Regions from separate parts of the Homo sapiens genome. Here region 2 is linked to region 1. A link is an interaction called in ENCODE POLR2A ChIA-PET data of the cell type or tissue named here. Cell type or tissue: MCF 10A. All regions are shown on one strand. Links, peaks and the distances in the headings refer to the core of each region. The heading gives the core; the rest is flanking DNA.

Evidence for each region. Peaks named below come from ENCODE experiments on the same cell type or tissue, not always from the same donor. Only the 100,000 strongest peaks of a DNase experiment are listed, where the experiment ranks them.
Region 2: POLR2A ChIA-PET joins it to region 1 with 6 read pairs; 7 of 35 experiments call an interaction of 5 or more read pairs at or near these places.

What each region holds. Positions count from the first base shown.
Region 1 is chr14:61,532,200-61,542,422 of GRCh38, reverse strand. All of the region lies in intron 12 of PRKCH (protein kinase C eta), which reads right to left. PRKCH-AS2 (PRKCH antisense RNA 2) reads left to right here. Exons shown (of 3, transcript NR_188139.1): 3 at 4,517-7,050. Among named protein-coding and RNA genes, the nearest start is that of PRKCH-AS2, 8.2 kb to the left of the region's middle. RefSeq lists an enhancer at 3,925-5,124. In MCF 10A, for the core only: no CTCF peak of the experiment used is centred there; a DNase peak (open chromatin) is centred at 4,692.
Region 2 is chr14:61,583,584-61,593,806 of GRCh38, reverse strand. All of the region lies in intron 1 of LINC03033 (long intergenic non-protein coding RNA 3033), which reads right to left. Among named protein-coding and RNA genes, the nearest start is that of LINC01303, 18 kb to the right of the region's middle. In MCF 10A, for the core only: no CTCF peak of the experiment used is centred there; DNase peaks (open chromatin) are centred at 5,176, 7,126 and 7,566.

The DNA of each region.
Region 1 (10,223 bases), core at 2,044-7,043:
ATTATAGGCACATACCACCAAACCCTATTTGGAAAACTTTTTTTTTTTTTTTCCTGACAGAAAACCTTTTCTAAGACAATCTTAAAACGAGAATACAAACAATAGTTTTTTGTTTGTTTTGTTTTTTTTTGATATGGAGTCTCGCTCTTGCTGTCTAGGCTGGAGTGCAATGGTGCACAATTTTGGCTCACTGCAACCTCCCCCTCCCAGGTTCAAGCAATTCTCCTTCCTCAGCCTCCCGAGTAGCTGGGATTACAGGTGTGCACCACCACGCCCGACTAATTTTTGTATTTTTAGTAGAGACGGGGTTTCACCATGTTGGCCAGCCTGGTTTTGAACTCCTGACCTCAAGTGATCCGCCTGCCTCGGCCTCCCAAAGTGCTGGGATTACAGGTGTGAGCCACCACGCCCGGCCTACAAACAATAGGTTTTAATGTGCAACTATATCTGCATTAACAATAGGACAGAGAAACTAAATGCAGCAAGATGGGTGCAGTGGAGCAGCTTCTTTGCAAATCTGGTGTCAGGTATGGTGCTTATCACATCTTGTGGGCACACAGGAGGCAGCTTCAGTTTTGAGTTGTTGGATGTTCCAGATTATAGAGTTTAACGCTGTGTCATTATGAGTCTTGAAATAACTGGGCCCAAATGTACTTTACTCACTAAAATATAAGTAATGGCCACAAGTATTTTTTTCCTCTTTCAAAATCTGTCTGATTTCATAGGAAGAGGACAAGTTATATAAATAAAGCAATTAGTCTAATAAGATTTTCTTCCAGGAGCCAGAGAACACTGTATTTTCTGCCTAATGGTTGGATGTGGCTGTTGGGCAAACAAAATGACCTTCTCCATTCATTCAATTTCAGACCTTAAACAAAGGGCAGAGAGAGAGTTAGCAGCTAATGCTGGCAAGTTAGAAGGCAAGGAAACTATGCCACAGAACCTTCCTGCCAATATTCCAGAGCGATGATCCTAAATGGGGAAAAGGCATTTAATGGCTCTAGAGAGGGTCCTGGGGAGAAAGGGCAGAGAAAGAGCACAGGACACAGAATAGAGTGCGGTTCACAGCCATGACGCCCAACCTCGCCATGACCATAGACCCTAATGGCCACCTGGGGCTGACGAGAAGCACACCACGCATGCGTGTTGCAGGCGCGTGTCTGTCTGAAGGATGCTGCTGGCACACGCAGATTCTGACCCAGTTATGAAGACCAACCTTCTCCTTTTATACCCCTCCTGCCAGCTGTTGGGGAGATCTGGAGACACCCCGTGCTAGCAGCACCCTCCAGCTCAGGGCAGTGGTCATGCAGGGATGTGGCTGCACAGTATGGGAGAGACACCAGGCTTGGACCTGGCATTGATAAGTCACTTTTCCATAGGAGAAGGCAGTGACAGACATTTAAATGCAAGATGGGGCTGATGACAGTCCACTGGGGGTGGGATGGGGCTTGGTAGGGTGGAAAGGACAGACAACAGACTTCCTGAATCTCTCTGGGGAAACAAACTGTAATCTTCCCAAGTCTAGGTTCTTATACCGAATGGTGCTGCTATGGAATACTGGACGAGCCAAGAGAAGGAGAGGTGCTCTATCCTGCTAAGATTGGATCTGGATGGAATTTGCTGGGGAGGGCTGGAACTAGTTACCTGCACACTCATGGCAATGGACCACCCTGCCAGGTATCCAGACTGGTTTGAGAAGGGGGAAGCTGCAGGAGTGGAGAGAGTAGAGAATGATACCGTTTGATACAAGTTACAGCTTAAGAAGTGGTAGCCATTACTACCATATATGTATGCTGCATACTCCTTTGTTGCATAGGCATTAAGTGTTCCAAATTCATTGGATATAATCCTTAAAGCAACTGTGGTTATTATTCCTAATTTAAAGATTAGGAAACTGAGAAACAGACCCATCTGTAACCTGTCACACAGTTTGGGAGTGCTACAGTCAGGATTTGAACTCAGGCCTTTGCTCTCAGTCCCTACGCTAGACTTCCCCTTGAGGCTACCAATCTTCTTATTTGGATTCTGGGTTAAGATACTTGGACCGACAGGTGAGGAGAATCATTACACAGTTTACTTTACTTTCACCTAATAAATGACACTCAGGACTTCATCTGATGAGAATTCACGCACTCTGTGTGTTTCCTTGTGTTGTACTTCTTTGCTGGCTCATGTGACATTCTTTTTCCTCTGATTCTATGGAAGGAGAAGGGCTGAGAAGTACATACAGTGCAGGTGGTAAGTGAAGGGAAAGAAAAGTAATAGGGCTGGAAAAAATCCGAGGCATCCTTCAGCCTGACACCTGGTTTTATTTCAAACTACTGAGGGTCTTTTTGCTGGAAAAGATAGAAGGACACTTAAAATTTTCAAATACTCAAAGAGCTGTCGGCCAGAAGAGGGATTAGATGAGAAATAATTTCAGGGAGAAATAAGTTCAGGGAGTGGAAGTTAAAGGCAGCATATCTAAATACATCATAAGAAAAACTAAAACACGTAATGTGGTTGTAATACTCAGTACCATTAAGTGATGAGAGTGCTCCCTGGCAGGAACAGCATTGTGTCATTGAAAACACGTGAAGCAGAGCCGGACTGGCCTGTCCGGCGTCAGGTGGGTGGGTGGCCACACCAGTGGCCTCCACAGTCTGTGCCCATATCAAGGGACTCTTTTCTTTCTTCTATTTTTGCATTTATCACTAAAAACTCTGGGAGGAAAAAAAAAAAGCTGGCATTTTGAAGATTGTCCTTCCCTCAGCTACAGATGCTTTGTTTTCCTTGAGTCTGAAATGGGCTTTTCTTTATTAAAAATAAAGTGAAATAAACTTGCTCAAGCTGATCTCCCTGAGCCAGTGATGGAGGAAGTGGGCATGTGGGTATATTTGAGAATGCCGGTGGGTCAGTGCCTTACCTGGCAGGTTGTAACTGACCAGCATCAGAATATTCTGTGCGATATCTCCAGAGACACACTACACAGTGTACTTTATTTTCTCTCGATGAAACTCAGTACACTAAATGCCCTATACTGTTCCTCTAGCGGGCAGGGGCAGTGCTCAAATCCGTGGTGGGTTTGCTGGCTGTGTTTTCCATGCTGTCTGTGACTGGAATCCAGCAGCCCTTCATAAGCACATACTCAATTCCTTTCCAAGGCTCCCAACACCCTGCCTTTCCTGGGTTTTATAATCATTATTGCTTCCTTGTATCTTCTTTCTGGTCATGGGACAATGTTGATTAACCGTAGGTAAAGGTTAGAGGCAAGTCTCGGAGATGGAAACCCAAGGTCATGCAGTTGTGCCAATGCCCGTTGTTAGACAACATGCTTCTATTCCTGACAAACCAGTCTCAAGCAGCTCTGACTGATGGGGCGGATTTCAATGCTCTCCAATGACTTCCAAGTGTTAAGAAAAAGCTGCTGCTACCCTACATGCCCAAGCTATACGAACTACTTTTTTCCAGGTATGATTCCCCAAATGTAGCTACTGAAGAGAAGTGAGTGCTGAACAAAGATTCTCTAGTGGGGACTATACAATGTCCTTTATCCTCCTCTGATGAAATCAAGGCCAGTACCCTTCTTTATCCTGGATGCGCATTATCTTTGGCATCCAAACCAAATCTAATGATCAACTGCCCCAAATTACTGACCTTTGATAGTTGGCAAGGACAAACAAACAAAAAACAACAAAGTCAAATACTTTTGTTGACAAGAGTTTTTCTAACTCGAAACAAAAAGCTTTTCTGACCCACAGACACCGGTTAGCAAATCTCCACACAGGAAAAGTTTCCGTGGTCATTTTACAAAAGCTTTGACATCTTTATCTTCCTGGCAGGGATGGAGATAAATGAGACATGCAGCATGAGTACTCTATTAAAAATACATTTTAAAAAATCCTTTACACTGCTATCAAAATGTAAGGACTTCCAACCTTAGGAAACTTACAATTTAATGAGGGAAAAAGAAGTAGAGATCAAGAACTTTAGTAAAATTATATGACTTAAAAAGACCCAAATACAAAATCTCTGGGAAGAGCAGTGTTTTTCTGTTTTCTGCAGACACTGGCCTTGATCTGTGAGCAAACGGTTCCTTTTCTGAAGGGTGTTAACCTCACTAGGGGTTTTGGTAAGAGGCCTGTGGGGCACCTTCCTTTCCTCAGACAGGTATTCCAGTCCTGGCAACAGTCTGCCAGGTTGCATGTTAACCACTCCTCTTACTCAAGGATCTTTTGATAACTTTCTTTGGATTTCCCCTAACAGTGTTTGAAAAACCAGCCCTAATGATCTGGGGTTGGATCCTCTGCGTTACTCGGGTCCCATTTTTCCCTCCTCTTCCCCAGCCTTCTCCTGGCTGACCACCTTTGCTGGCTTCCTTGAACATTCCAGCCTCTCCCAGGAGGGGAGTAGGGAAATGAACAGGAAGACAGTCAATGCTCCTGGAATTCACTGCCTGGTGACAGATGTGGGACACACTCAGGGCTAAAAGAGGATCCCCGAATTAACTGTGGTTCTCCCTCCTTTGTGCGTACAGGCAAACAGGATTCCTGCAGACAATGCTCGGATGATGAAATCTGAGAGGCTGGATGACAGAGAAACCCACATGCATACACACACACTTTATAAAGCTTAGGAACAAAAGCACTTTATAATCTCCTTCTGATGCCAAGTTTACAGTGCTTCCAGAGTCAACAAAGGTGACTCAGGAGAGTGCACCCAGCTCCTTTCAGCACTTATTTAGCTCAGCCACCTGTGTGAGCTCAAAGACAAGGGTGCCGACTTCACCTGAGTAGACCCTGAGTCACGTGATTTCTTGCTGGAGATGATTCAGCAAAGGAGCACTAACCTCTGAGACAAGGCTTCAGCTTCCTGAGCTCTGCTGACTCGCCTGGGACTTCCCTAAGCCCTTCTGGACCTAGATGAGGGCAAAACTCAGTGGAACCTCAGAAGCCCTAAAAAAATGATAGACTTTCTTTTGTCTCATCATTATCAGCATTTTGGGATGATTTAGTCAGCCTAAGAAACCTGATGGCATGTTGACACCAGAAAACAGGTAGTATATATTCCCAAACCAAGTTAAAAAAAATTAAGAAATAACAGCTGGAATGCCTTTTATTTTTTCTTTACACAAATGTGTGTGTCATCGTCATATGCCTTTTTTGTGTTAATTTCTGAGGATCCTGCCAGTGTGAATACTCCATTCTCTGCGAGTCGCAGGTCAGGCTGCTTTTGAGGCAAGCACACGTTAAGTATTGAGCAGAAACATTTGAAGCAAAGATGAGAAAGACAGAAGGGGAAGCAAGAAAAATAGTCTTCCCAGTGTGCCTATTTGGGTGCATATAAAGTTACTTTTAGATGTGCGATTACTGGTTAATGATTTGGGGAATTCTTTTCAAGTAGAAATCCTGGGCTAAAAACTAAGTGTGCTCAAGCTACCCCCGCACCCACTGATTCTGCACTCCATGGGAAAAGTTCTCACAAGCAAGTCCTTTGTCCACTACCCACGTCTATAGGAAATGTTTGAACAGCTATACACAAAGAACTCACAAGTCCACAACCTCGGGGGTGTTGCGGGTGGAGAGGGCAGTGGTAAAGGTGATGACAGGGAGGGCCTGTGGGGACAGTAATATTAGATTAGTGGTCAGAAGATGCTGGAGCCTGCCTTGCCAGTCACACACTTTTAGAGGAATGCTGGACAGTACACACCCTCCCCAACCCTGAATGTAGGCCCTCGCTGACATCACGCCAGATGAAGCCCTGAGGTCTTTAACATCTGTAACTCTATGGCATGTAACATAAACAGGTGTCTGACCAGTTTCCCCAGATATAGAATAATAATAATACCTTTCATTTAAAAAGGTAAGAGGGAATTCAACAAGCTTTCCTTCTTAAATAAATCTCCATCTCAGGAAGCCATGGAAAGATGCCCCTCCCACACTAAGACTGTAGAGAGAGGCACTGTGAAGGTCTGGCTTGGAGATCTCAGCTCTTCCTGCCTCTCAGGGGGAAAGGGCAGATCCAGCAGGCCGGGAAAGGATCTCCCAGGGTCCCAAGGAGGCAGCATGGGGCAAAGTCCAACAGTGAGGATTCTCTCCTTCTCTGGTCTCTTTTCTGTTAAAAATGCTTCTTTGGGGTACCCTTCATTACTACCCTGGAGGTTGAAGGACACTTCTTGAGAAGGCATAGATACTCTTCAGGTATGCTGAAGAAATGAGTTGTGCTAAAACCACTGGTTAATTTTGTCTGTGGCAAAAAATCATGAGGGTGACATAGACTCCCAGGCCAGGAACCCGAGACTGGATTTAAGAGATGTGGCCAGGATCCACAGGGGAGCTTGTATGTGGCTCACATCATTAGCTCTTTCTGTATATTTGTATTGTAAACCATTTCCCTTCATTTGTGAAGATGGAGATCACTTTTTCTATACAGGCTAGAAATGTTTCTTCATACACACACGCTGAGCTTGTTTATAAAAGATATTCATTTATATGGTGGTTTTAACAACTTTTCCATGTGGAAATTTTAGACGACAGTAACACAGACCCTCATGTACTCATCACTCAGCCTTGATGGTTACTGACACATGCCCAATATTGTTTCATCTGTTTCTCCCCACAACTCCTGGATTAATTTGAAAGAAATCCTAGAAGTCACTTAATCAGCAAATACTCCAGTCTGTTGGTCCACTCCTTATACAATAGCCAGGGTGATCTTTTACACATGAAGTAGTGATTGCATCACTCATGCTTGCTTGGAATTCTTCAAAGACTTACGTTGGCACTTCAGATAAAGTGTAGACTCCTTCGCGTGACCTAGGATGTCCTTTGGGCTCTCACTGTTCCCTCAGCCTCCTCACCTGAAGCTCTCACTGCCCCACCCCTTTGCTCATCACACTCCAACCCGCCTGCCATTGAGCTACTCAAATGGACTGCTCCTTTCTCAAGACCTCTGCACACTTTCAAGCCTCATTTCTCTTCAGCCTTTATTAAATGTCATCTCCTCCAGATGGCCTCCTTTGGTGGCCCAGGTCATGTTAGATCTGCCTGTTAAATAAATGCTTTCAAAGAACCTTGGATTTTATTTTTTTCTCATTAAATTGTAAGTATATAGTTAATGTTTAATTTCTCTTTAAAATTTCTTTCTCCCTCCCCACCCCAACTGGACTGTAAATTCCACAAGAGCAGGATCATGTTTGCCTCACTCATCACTGAATTCCTGGCACCTCGCACAGAACCTGAGTATTGCAGAACCCATGCCTGCTATGCACATATGCATTGATATAAGCCTATTATATAAATAAACAGATCAATATCTATTTGGCTATTTACACCCCACCTATATGTCTTTGGTCAAGATTTAAAAGCTCCTGGAAAAACAAAAATACAATTTCCTTAGGAATAAAAGCCTACCACAGCCTTGTGTAAAATTAAGCACTTAATAACCTTGATGATGTTGCTGAACTGTTCAAGGAGAAGATGAGGATAATGACATCTCTAAGTGTGTTGTGAAATTACTACTCACAAGTTAGCAATACTAATCACTTACTCTTGTATCGTGCATTCCACTTGGAAAACACTTTCATGTATACTGCCTTATTTGAAGCGGGCACTATAGGTGTTATTATCACACCTTTATAGACTGAAAATCAGTGGCAGAAGTCACATGAGGTCTAGGGTGTGTTCTTTCCATTCTAACATGTAAAGTCCCTTCATCTCTCTGGGCCCGTTTCCTCATCTACAGATGAGGAAATGTGGACAAAATATTTTTAAACTATTTCCAGCTCTACAATTCTGTGTTTATGCCTCTAATGATCACAAAGCTCTATAAAATTAAGGGCAAAGACAAATAATTACAGTTCAAAACTTAGCACTCATGATTTCCCTACTGTTTTTAGAACTATGCAAAACACCATCCAATGGATTCAACTATTCACATGAGGAACTCTTGAAGTCACCAAGCTCCCAGAAAGCCTGATCTTAGGTGGACACAAAATTCTGGAAAAAGGCGTCAAGTCAATATTGGTAAAGAACACAGTATACCTTGATCTGGCCCTGTGCAGCCAAATGAATGCTTGTTCAGAGTGCACGTACCACATCTTACTTATCTATTCATCTGTTGATGGACACATGGGTTGCTTCCACCTTCGGGCTATTGTACGTAATGCTGCTATGGACATGGGTGTACAAATATCTATTAGAGTTCCCACTTTCAATTCTTTTGGGTAAATATCCAGAAGTAGAAGTGCTAGATCATATGGTAATTCTGCTTAATTTTCTGAAGAACCTCCCACCATACCATTATCCACACCATTTTACATCCTCATCAGCAGTGCACAAAGGCCCCAATTGATTTAAGTAATGTGTTAAATGGCCTTTGATGAGTCACAATTTCTCAGTACCTCATGGTTTCCTCATCTATAAAACGAGGGGGTTGGAAGGGACAATCTCTAAGTTTTCTTCTGGTAGTAAAATAACTATATTGGCCTAATTAAATCAAGTTGCAATTAGAGCCAGAAAGCAGCCTGAGTGGTTGGCATAGCACACCTTGCTATCTCGAACCCTCCTCCTAATATGACAAATACTTTTTCAGAGATAAGGGCAGAGTGTAAAAAAATCATTTCATGCATGCAGCTCTCAGCAGTAATAGTGCAGGACACTTCCTGGGCACGTACCCTGTGCCAAGCACTGCTTCAGGCACCCACACATGTTATCTCATGCCAACCACGCAGTAGCCCTGTGGGTTGTACACCCCACCTGCTGAGGCATGGAAGAATTAGGCCATTTGCCCAAGGAAATGGAGAGGAAACTAAGGCATGCAAGAATTATGCCATTTGCCCAAGGTCACACAGCCTATTAGTCAAAGAGCCAAGATCTGCCCCCAGGCAGCTCTGCTCTGGAGGCAGGTTCTTAACCAACCCAATTCTGATGCCTTTCCCTCCTCAGTGTGTCTCCTCAAGTCTTGAGTGCTCTGAACATTTCTTTTTTCTCTTTGATCACATTTCTATTTAAATGTCTCAGTCCCCTGCAAAGACTAGCTGAATGTTTTCATCTATACCATTTAAGCTTCTTGTTTTTAGGCATGGAGAGTAAAATGCACAAAAAAAAAAAAAAAATCCCAGAAATCCTCTTAGTGATTTTTTTTTTTTTAGTAATTTTATCTGACAACATTTAAGTGTTTTTAAGAAAATTACATTGAAGGTACATGCCTTGAAGGAGGAAAAAACAGAATGCTTATTATGTGCCCGGGAAGTTTACCTATATTATTTCATATAATCTGGACAATCACCCTATGGTATGGATTTTATTACCTCTATTTTACAAGCAAGGACACTGAGATTCAGAGAGGCACAGAGGCTCACCAAGGCCACTCAGCCAGAAGGTAACAGGACTGGGAGGCAGGCCCGGCACTGTGAGCCCAGAGCCCCTGCTCCTTCCTATGTGGAAGATACCCAGAGAGAGCGTCGAGTGTTATTTAGGAAAATGAGTGCTAGACGCATGATATGTAACAATCGCAGCTGCTGCCTCCATCAGTGGAGCAGCTGGCATGAGAAAGGAGCTGAAATAAAGAGAAGTGAAGGGACTTGTAGCTTCCCAAAAGTGAACCTGCAAGGAGAGAGAACAACTCAGTCTCCACTGGATGCGATTCTCCTTAGGCACCAGAGGCTGTTTCCTCTTGGAGGAAAGACCATGAGGCTATTACTGGACAGTGTATCTGCTCGTTACCAAAAATATCCATATTTACATAAAAGATATAGCTTGAAGTAACTGAGCTCACCCGGTTAAAAAGAAACAAGTCTTAAAAATTCCATAGGAATCTTAACCTTGCTTAGTACTTGTCCTAGGTTCTAGGCTAAGGGGATGATACCTAGTTTCAGATTTAGTTGGAAAGCATTCTCTCAAGAGGACTCTGAAACACGAGAATGAGGTTGAGGACTTCTAAAAATGTAAAGACAAAAAATTAGGAATGTCCAACTCAAATGGTGATGTGGCCTCTTAAGATTTCTACTAGACCTAGATTCAAAAGGCATAGGGTATCTATCAGAGAAACACTGATCTGGATTGCTAATCCAGTGTTTATATTAGAGAATATAAAAATTTATTGAGGCATAGACTGACTTTTATTTCCTACCCTTCATGGTACCAAGCCTAGTGACCTTTATACACCAATGCTGATAACAGGCATTTTTTTTATGGCTTGAACCAGTATTTTAATTTGAATTATGAACTGTGGGGTCCTTCATC
Region 2 (10,223 bases), core at 3,287-8,286, 50 kb before region 1:
TGAACCTTGCCTTTGAGTTATAAATATAATTTTACATTCATCTGTGGATCGTTTGATTTATGTTCATCTCCTCAACTAGAAAATAAGCTCTATGAGGGCAGGCGGGTTTTCTGTGTTTACCTCCTGCTGTATCCCCAGAAGCAGGAGAGTGTCTATCACATTGTTAGGTGCTCAAAAATGGTATGCTGAATAAATTAATATGTCCGTGGGTCTATAGCTCACACTCAGAAGGCACATATTTCCTGCCCATTTCTGCTCAAGTTACATGATAGGCGCTGAATAAACAAGGCTGTTCTTGAGCAATTTATTTGAATGTCTTAAATATGACTACAGATGCTTCTTCTGGAGAAAGTCTGCCTCAATCTAAACCTCTTTATTGCAGGAAGATTCTATATTCTCAGTATTTTTGCATTTTTCTGCATTTTTCTGACTAACCAACCATTTTAGATGCTGCAGGCTCTTCCTCCTGCTCTGTAACCCCTCAGTAACTGAGCGGGGAGGGAATGGGAGTGACCCCCGGTTTACTATCTTCTTTTCATTTCTCACTCACTGTATACAGTGGAGATTCCAAACCAGTTGGCATTGGTCTGATAGGTACCACCCCGTTACTTGGATTCATTAAGCATCTATCTAGGAAGAAGTATTTGGGCACTTGTCCATGAAATATTCAATAAAGAACATTTGTGTAGCATTTCACACAGCACCCCAGCCTATATTACTTGATTTTAACTTCACAATACTATTGTGAGAAGATAGCGTTTTCCAAATTTTACACACAAAACCCAAATACTTTTTAAGTTACTTGTCCAAGGTCACACAGCAAGTATTTTTAAGAGCAGGACTCAAACCTGGTTCTTTCAATTTCAGTATTTTATGTTAATATATAACATGCCCTTGGTACCTATGTTTGGCAGACTCCATAACACATCATATTTATTCCTTATATTTTACAGCATTTCTTTTTTTCCAGATGTGCTATGTTAATTCATGTGATACAATAACTTTCTGAGGTAGGTGGGGCAAGTACTCATCTCATTTTTACAGATAAGTGAGTAGGTTTCCAGTGGCTAAATGACACATATCATTAGTAGAATGGCTCAAGATAAATTTCGGTTCTCTGCTGTCCAGGTGACTACCTGTGGTAGACAGAATGGCTCCCCAAAGATGTTTAACTCCTAACTCCCAAAACCTGTGAATATGTTACCTTACATGGCAAAAGGGACTTTGAAGATGTGGCTAATTTAAGAGCCTTGAGATAGAGAGATTATCCTGAATTATCTGGGTGGGGTTGGTGTAATCACAGGGGTTCTTATAAGAGGGAGGCAGGTGGGTCAGAGTCGGGGAATGAGCTATGATGATGGAAGCAGGGGTCATAGTCAGAGAGACAGTGGGCGAGCTTTGAAGATGCTATGCCACCAGCTTTGAAGGTGGAGGAAGGAGCCACAAGCCAAGGGATGGAGGTAGCCTCTAGAAGCTGGGAAAGGCAAGGAAACAGGTACTTCCCTGCAGCCTCTGGGAGGCAAAGGCCCCGCAGACATCTTGATGCTAGGATTTCTGAGTTCCAGAACTATAAGGTAGTACATTTGTGTTGCTTTAAGCTACTAAGTTGTGGTAATTTGTTACAGCAGAAATAGGGAACTAATACACCACTCTGAACAATGACTGACCTCAGCAGAGTAGGAGACAGTCAGACTATTTCCCGTACACCCAAAACCCCAGGCCTGGAGGGAGGGGCTGGGGCAGGTCAGGAACAGGTCTTGGGATGCTGAGAGGCCAGTATGCTGCAAGCCTCTGCTGTTTCACAGGGAGATGTGGGGCCTGCTGTTCTTCTCGCTAAAGTCTTCCAGTGGCCTCCCAGGGCATGGGGAGTAAACCCCAAACCCCCTAACACAGCCCACCTTTCTAGCCTCATCTCAGCCCATCTCTCCCTCAGTTACCACACTGCAGATGTTCCTGCCTTCTTCCTGCTGCTAGTCTCACCTTAGAATCTCACAGGGAACCTTCTGATCACCTCCTCAGAGAGCATTTACCTGACCACCTCTCCAAAGTGTCCCCCAGTCATTCTCTGACAACTACTTTTATTGTCTTTATAATGCCCGGTAATACCCGTGACTTTATTTTTAAATATATTTTTTAATTTTTAGTTCTGGGGTACATGTGCAGGATGTGCAGGTTTGTTACACAGGTAAACATGCGCCATAGTGGTTTATTGCACCTGTCGACTCATCACCTAGGTATTAAGCCCAGCATACATTAGCCATCTTTTCTAATACTCTCCCTCCCCCCACCCCATCCCCCAACAGGCCCCAGTGTTGTTCACTCATGTTGTCTGTGTCCCTCAATAAAATGTATACCCATGAGAACTATCCATGTCACGGCTCTGTCCCAAGTGCCTGAGTATGTTTCCCATTCAAAAAGTATTTGTTGAATGGATGAATAGACCTGAGGCAGCCTTCCAACAGGAGCACCTGCTTTCTTCCGGCATCATCTCTAGCCCTGCAAGAGGAGCTTCTGCTTAGATAGGAATGCTGAGAACCATCAGAATCTTTTCTCTGCAGGATTCCTGGCTGCCTTTAGACATAAGCCTGGCGCTCACATCTGGGCCATGGTGTGCTCCTGTTGAACATAATTTCCATAGAACACCAACATCAGATACAGCCGCTCTGTGACTGTAATGGAGCAAAAGAAAACAAGATGATCCCATAATCATGTCTAGACCCAGACAAAAATAAGAACATTGTCCGAACCACAAGAATGACCAAAGATGCTCCTTTCCTGGCTAATATGAGCAACTTCTGCTTCTTTATTAATTACACCTTTAGCCTCATCTCATTCCTTCTGCCTTCTAGGTAAGAATTATTAAGATACCCAGTCCTAGAATTACCTCTGCTTCCTGATAACATCCAAAATCCAGAGCAATCTCCCACTTCCCTGAATCCTCCCCAGTATCACCTAAGCCCAAATCCTACAAGAAGTCCTTTATCACATCCTCTTACTGAGCTGCCCCATGGCTCCCCGTGCTATCTGTGTGTTATTCCTCATTGCAACTAGTCCATAAACCCAACATTGTCTGACTTCAGTTCTCTAGCAGGAGGACTGGAGGACTGACTTCAGTTCTCTAGCAGGAGGATTGGCAAAGTGGACTGGAAGGCAGGCCCAACTTTTTTGCTATCTGTGAGGGAGAAATCCTAATTGGGCCAACTGGTCAGCTAGAAAATCCTGAACTGCTTTGCCAATGAAACAATAATACTGGATGCATCCGGGTGCACATTACCCAACTGGCACAAGACAGAGGCTGGTGGGGTTCCTGGTGGAGCTGCTTCCTTATAGGTGCATGGCAGGAAGGGGCCCAGCAGGTGCAGCTGTGGCCTGCCTGGCTGGCCTCAGAGGTGCCTCTGCCCAAGCCACAGCTGCTCCCCACTGCTAATCTATCCAAGTCAATCTCAACACAGTTCGAAAGCCCCTCCTGCTTGCACTCATTTCCTGTGCTTCTTACATTCCCCCTCAGACTCTTCTCCCTGCCTGAGCTAATCTTGTTGATCCCCCCACCACCTCCCGCCTCCACGCCGCCCCACAGCCTGCACCTCTGTCACAGGTCTGTGCATCTGCACCAGCGGGGGTCTGGCCTCTGGCCTCCGTCCGCTTTTAAAGCCTTGCTTGATGATTAACCCACATCTTCCCCAAAGGCTTCTTGGCTGAGCCCAGTTGGCTGCCCAAGTTGATAGCAGCTGCTGTCAACATTTACAAAGGGAGCTCCAGTGATGGTAGCTGACTGGGGTGATTTACGGGGTTTGGCCGTGGTGGGAGTGGGGTTCACATAATTCATCTCCACACGTAGAGCCTCAACTTCCCCAGGGCAGAGGTTTTTTTCTTTTCCCCCTGGGTTTTTGACCACTTCCTCCCCAGTACCCAGAAGCTGAAAAGCCAGTGCTCAGCACTCCAGAGGCTCAGTGCCCTATGAGAAGGCCAGTCAAGAAGAGACTGTCTCCTACAGGACTGGGGAATGATACCTGCTTCTCAGGTGATCAATGCCTGCCGCTGGCAGGAATTGTCAGGGATTCTAGAAGCATGTCCATTATCTTGATGGGCCCAAGTTGTTTGTTCCTAACTCTGAGCTTCATGGCTTTCTATCCACAAAATCTTGATCCTGGGATATTTTTATTTCTCAATCTAGACATCTGCCAGCCTGTCTGACTACTGCAGGGCCCAGCTCACTTTAGTTAGGGGTGACAGTTAATCTCTGATGTCTTTCTCATCAACCTCCTCAGGTAAACATGATGACTCTTTAGAGAGCAAGGTCAAAATTACATCCAAACAGATTTATATTAAAGGAGGGTATTGGGATAAAGGATGCTCTATTACCTTACAGAGAACCAGGTTAATCTAAATGCACAGACGTGGGGAAATGCCCAAGATAGGATGTTAAGTGAAAAAAGCAAAGGTTGCAAAATAATATACACATCATGAGCTTATGTTTATACGCATCTATTTGCATGATTTTTATGTACAGGAAGAGTTAAAAGGATATTTACCAAACTGTTCCATAGCAGTAGTTATGAAAGGGCTTTCAATATTTAACCTTTCTAAATAATTTCGATTCTTTTACAAAGTTATATTTGTTATTTTGCAATCACTCAAAAATAATTTTTTAAAAACAGGGATTTGGGATAGCAGCTCTTACTTTCATCCCATTTAATTATATTTTTAAAATCTACAAAAAATACACAATTTTGCTTCACCTTTTAAAACATACTACTTAAATGAGGCTTTATGTATATCTTCATTGTTTAAATGTTTATCATTTCCGATTTATTCTTTACTTTTTAAATATCTCAAAGCACTTTGGATGTCCCACAAGCTTCGTACTGATGCTGTCCTGTGGAAATCCGAGAAGGCATGATTCTAAACCCCTCAGAAAAACAGCTCCTTGGGGAAATGGTCGAGCGGCAGTTATTCATTGTATTCTTTCAACATACATTATTGAGTGCTACTGAGTACCAGGCTGTGTGCTTGATGCCAGGGCCTAAACAGTTGACAAAAAAGGAATTGCAATTTAAAGGAAACACTCTAGGCTCTTCGGGTGCCCTGGAGCCACAGGCTTGCCCCAACAGTGTAGGGTAGTGGGAACCCAGCACCTCTGCCTAATGGCCTCAGGAGCTTATGCCAGTTAGGGATTGGGTCAGATGCTAATAACAATTGCCAAAAATAACACAGGCTTAAGTAAGATAGTTTATTTTTCTTTCATTTAAACAAGCAAGTCTGGAGCTCGGCAGTCCAAGGTTGCTACAGCAAGTCACGGTCACCAGGGACCAGACTCCCCTTGCCTTTCTCAAGGTCACAAGTTGGTGCTAGAGCCTTAGCCGTCTTGTCTTCATTTCAGGCAAGAACCAGGAAGAAGAGGAAAGAGCTTAGAAACTCCAAGTAAATAGCCTATACCCCTTTTAAGAAGCTTTTTTGGAAGTCTGACCCAATGATCTGTTTCCATCTTATGGGCCATAGCTGCCTGCCAGGGAGACTGGAAAATAGAGACTTTTAGCCAGCCACACTGCCTGGCCATGTAAAGTTAAAAAGTGCCTTTTAAATACTAGGTGGGCAACCAGCAGTTCCTGCCCCAGGGTGATAGATGAAAAGGTGAGTTTTCAAAGATGAAGGCCTCAGACCTGGAGGGTATTTAGATTTGGAAGTAAAATGGTTCAAGAAGTGACATAAAGAAAGGAGGAGAGAGAAATTTATTCAACAAAGACTGATTGAGAGTCTAGGGTCTGCAGGTACTCCAGGTAACAAAGGGAAAGAAGACCCCACTCTTGGCCTCAAAGTCCAGTGGGGGTGGACATCTCACCAAATACTAAGGAATTAAATAAGATAATACTTGTAAAGCTTTCAAATGTCACCTCTCTTTTGAAGTCTTCCTCAAAGTTAGTCATTTTTTTGCTTAAGAATTCAACAGCACAGTTTTCATATCTAAATCCTAACAACTGGCTGGGGTTCTTTGTAATTTTATATGACTGTCACCCCCATTTTCCTTTGCTACCTGGAGTACCTGCACACTCTAGACTCTCCATCAGTCTTTGTTGAATAAATTTCTCTCTCCTTCTTTCTTTATGTCACCTCCTGAACCATTTTACTTCCAAATCTAAATACCCTCCAGGTCTGAGGGCTTCATCTTTGAAAAGTCACCTTTAGGCTCTGGTCTTCTCAGGCTTGAGACAGAGTGAAAAGAGCACATAGGACTGGCCTCAAGTCATCTGCTTTGTGCCTTATCTGCTGTGTGGCATTAGAATAATTGCTTACCCTCTCTGAACTGCAGTTTTCTTCTCTAGGAAGTGGGGATACTATTAGTGACCGTTCGTGTGATGTGAGGATTGAATGAATGAGTTCAGCATGTATCTGGCATGGAGCAGCACTCAGTAGACAGTAGCATCTTTGGTTTTCTTTTCTTGTTATAGTTTCCTTCCTACTCTAATAGAGCATGTCCAGACAAGTTAAAAGTAGTTAGCAATCTTTTGAGCTCTTCCTATGTGCCAGGTCTTCTTCTTCATTTAGTCCTGGCAATAGGACCTGAGGTAGTAGTACCTGAGGTAGGTACCACTGTAATCATCCCCATTCTACAGAGGAGGATACCGAGGCTCAGAGAATCACCCAGCTAGAGGACAGACGCAGGGCCGTAGTCTTCTGGCCACAGAGGTCATGCTTCTAACTGCTACACAACACTGCTTTTCATGTTGCACTTGGCAACTGTTAGCCTCAGCTTGTCTACCATGACTTCTTCCACTGTCCAGTCATTGACAATTTCCCTGGGTGCTCCAGAGCCCACATCACTCCAGGGATAGGCCAGGAGGAGTCTGGGTCAGTGTAAGAGCTTAAAAGTCCCCGCAGAACCCTGGCATCTACACACTCCCCAGAGAACGTTATAAAAAGTTCAGCTTCAGAGTATGAGAACAGCTGTGACCTCAGTCCAGTTGTCATCGTAAGAGGCACCCTTACCTTATGAGAATCCAGCCTCTGAAAAATTCAAAATTATATATATATATATAAATCAATGTGTGTGTGGGGGAGGATGATGTACATTACATAAAGATAATTCACTTTATAAAGTGAGTCACCCCGGGCTTCCTTTATTTAGCCATCTTTCCTTGTGCACTTACAGTGATTTAATTTTTTAAACATTCCATTTATATGAAACTTTACAGGGACATGTCTATTAAGCTAAGTGAGATACACCCATGTAATTTCATGAGCTTCATATTGCAAGGAAATTGCTACAAACCCTGTCTGAGAGAACCCTTTCCCTTGTATTTTTCTCTTCCAAATTTTCCCCTGAGGAAAACTTTTTGAATCCTATTATAGGAAGAACATCATTGAAAATCATTCAATTATCACAAAAGAAAGAAGTTAATTTTAGCTGTGCTGGGAGCTTCCACCAACCATTCCCATCCTTTTTTAGCACTGGAAAAGTACAGTTTCTTTTCCTAGAATTTTAAAACGTGGAGAGATCTGGGAATCAGTAGTTAAGGATCTGGCCGCCAGCCAGGGGCAGAATGCTGATGACATCACGGAACTTAGAGGCCAGTAAAGGAAGGGACTGTTCAGAGAGTTGGCCTTCCAAGCAAGGTTGGCCTTGGCTGTTCTGGGCACACTGTACCAGTGGGTGGATTAATGAGGTGCCTTCCTGACCAGGCTGCCAGTGATGGGGCAGAAAATCACCAGCAAGAAAAGGGCAGAAGGCAGAGAGGGAGGAAGGAGAACAGGGGTGAGAGTCTTTAAAACCTTGGAGAGAAGAGTGAAACCTATACTTTCATTACATCTTGTAGTAATTTAAAACCATGCTTGAATGTGAAACAGAATCTTTAGGATGCCAATGACTAGAAGCTACTCAATCACCAGCCTGAACTGAAAAAGAACAAGGAACCTAAGCATTTAAAGCCTTTTAGGAGTGGTCTTCTAGAGGAAACCAGAGCCTGCTGTGAGTTTACATTTCAGGAAAACCTGGCCTGGTGAAGCCTGCCCTGACTCATGCCTATGAGCTGGAGCTGATGTTCATTGCTCGGAAAGGTCGATGTTCCTTCTAAAGCAATGAAACACAGAGCTGGGACCCAGGACTGCTCAGAAATCCCCTGGAAGCTCTTCTGCACAACCCTGTACCTACCTACATCTTTTTCTTTAACTTATTTTTTTTTCTTTTAAAGATAGGTCTCCTTATTTTGTCTAGGCTGGATTCAGATTCCTGGACTCAAGCAATCCCATCCTCCTCATAGTAGGGACTATAGGTGTGCTGGCTTACCTAGGTCTTTAAATAGGGCCTGACTAGGGTGAGGCCAACAGGTGTATAGGGCATAAGATTTAAGGAGGTTCTCACTCTCAGGGCTGTGCAAGTGCAGGGTTGGCTCCTGAGAGTGGCCACCTCCTTAAATTTGCATGCTATACACTTGCCTGGCCTCACTCTCCCTGCCCTGCCTTTCTAACTCCCCATTTAGTAACTCCCAAATTCTAATTGGTTAGGGATGGGGTATGGATATTTTTAAATGCTCCTCAGATAATTCTAACGGGTAGCCAGGATGGGGAGCCACTGCTTTAAGTGAACAAGGGTTGGTGGTAAATTGAAAGAATCCAATTGAAAGCCAAGAATCAATCTTGACTTTATCTTTTTCTATTGTGTTAACTGGGGGAAACAATTCTTATCAAATTCATTTTGGTTCAGTCTGTTCACTAGCAGTCACAAAGGGTCCTGTACAGGGTTGCCAGATAAAAAACAGGACACCCAGTTGAACCGAATTTCAGATAAACAACAAATAATTTTTTAGACTTTTCTGAAATTCAAATTTAACTGGGGATCCTGTATTCTCGTTTGCTAAATCTGGCGACCCTCGTTTCACATGACAAGTCAAATGTGTGGATTTAACTGCATGGGGCAGCATTTCCTAGTTTGTACTACAGAACACACGCTGCAGTAGATATAATGTGTATTATACCAAGAAAAAAAATTTGAGTTTGGCAAACATTGGGTGAAACAAAGTTAACTGGGTTTTTTGACTGTAAAACTTCTCAGAGTCTTTGATATGCAAATGTTCAGTGACCCCTCAAGTTGGAGACTTGTGGAGTTCCCAAACTTACATAACGGGGGACATCTTACATAACTAATGTTCCAGTAAACTTACTGCAGAAAACACTACTGGGAGAGGAGGGGGTGCTATTGAAGGGTTTTAAACAGTCAAGTAACAAGATCAGACTAATGACTGAGGTAGATAATTCCACTTTCAGAAGTACCAACTTGAAAGGAACAAGCACAGAGCCCAGGCAGAAGGCTGTGTTATTTTAAGAGGGCTGCCATGACTAAGTGCCACAGACTGGAGCTTGAACAACAGAAGTGGATTGTCTCACAATCCTGGAATCTGGACTTGTGAGATCAACGTTTGTCACAAGGATTGGTTTCATTTTGAGGACTCCTTCCTAGGTTTGCAGATGGCCGGTTTCTCCCTGTCTTCACATGGTCTTCCCTCTCTGTGCATCTGTGTCCTACTTTCTTCTTATAAGGACATCATGATGGCTCACGCCTGTAATCCCGGCACTTTGGGACGCTGAGGCGGGTGGATCACGAGGTCAAGAGATTGAGACCATCCTGGCCAACATGGTGAAACCCTGTCTCTACTAAAAATACAAAAATTAGCTGGGTGTGGTAGTGCATGCCTGTAGTCTCAGCTACTCGGGAGGCTGAGGCAAGAGAATCGCTTGAACCCAGGAGGTGAAGGTTGCAGTGAGCCGAGATCGCACCACTGCACTCCAGCCTGGCAACAGAGTGAGACTCTGTCTCAAAAAAAAAAAAAAAAAAAAAAAAAAAAGGACATCAGTCATATCGGATTAGGGCCCAGCCATATGACCTAATTTTGCCTTAGTTACCCATTTAAAGGCCCTGTCTCCCAAAACAGTCACATTCTGAGGTGTGGAGAGGTTGTTGAGGGGATATAATTCAGCCCATAACAGAGAGCTTTATAATAAATCTACTGACAGATGATGGAGGTTGTGAATCAAGGCAGTGGGGATGGGGAGAAAGATTGAATCCCAGAAATATTAAAGAACCAGAAATCAAAGGACAGGGGAATTCATGAGACATGGTGAATGAGCAAAAGTAAAGCAGAGTTTCGAGCAAAGAGTAGCACTCAAATATTTTTGTTGCCATCCCTTTGCTGTTTCCCGAGTCTAGAATAGAATCATGTAACACAAATTCA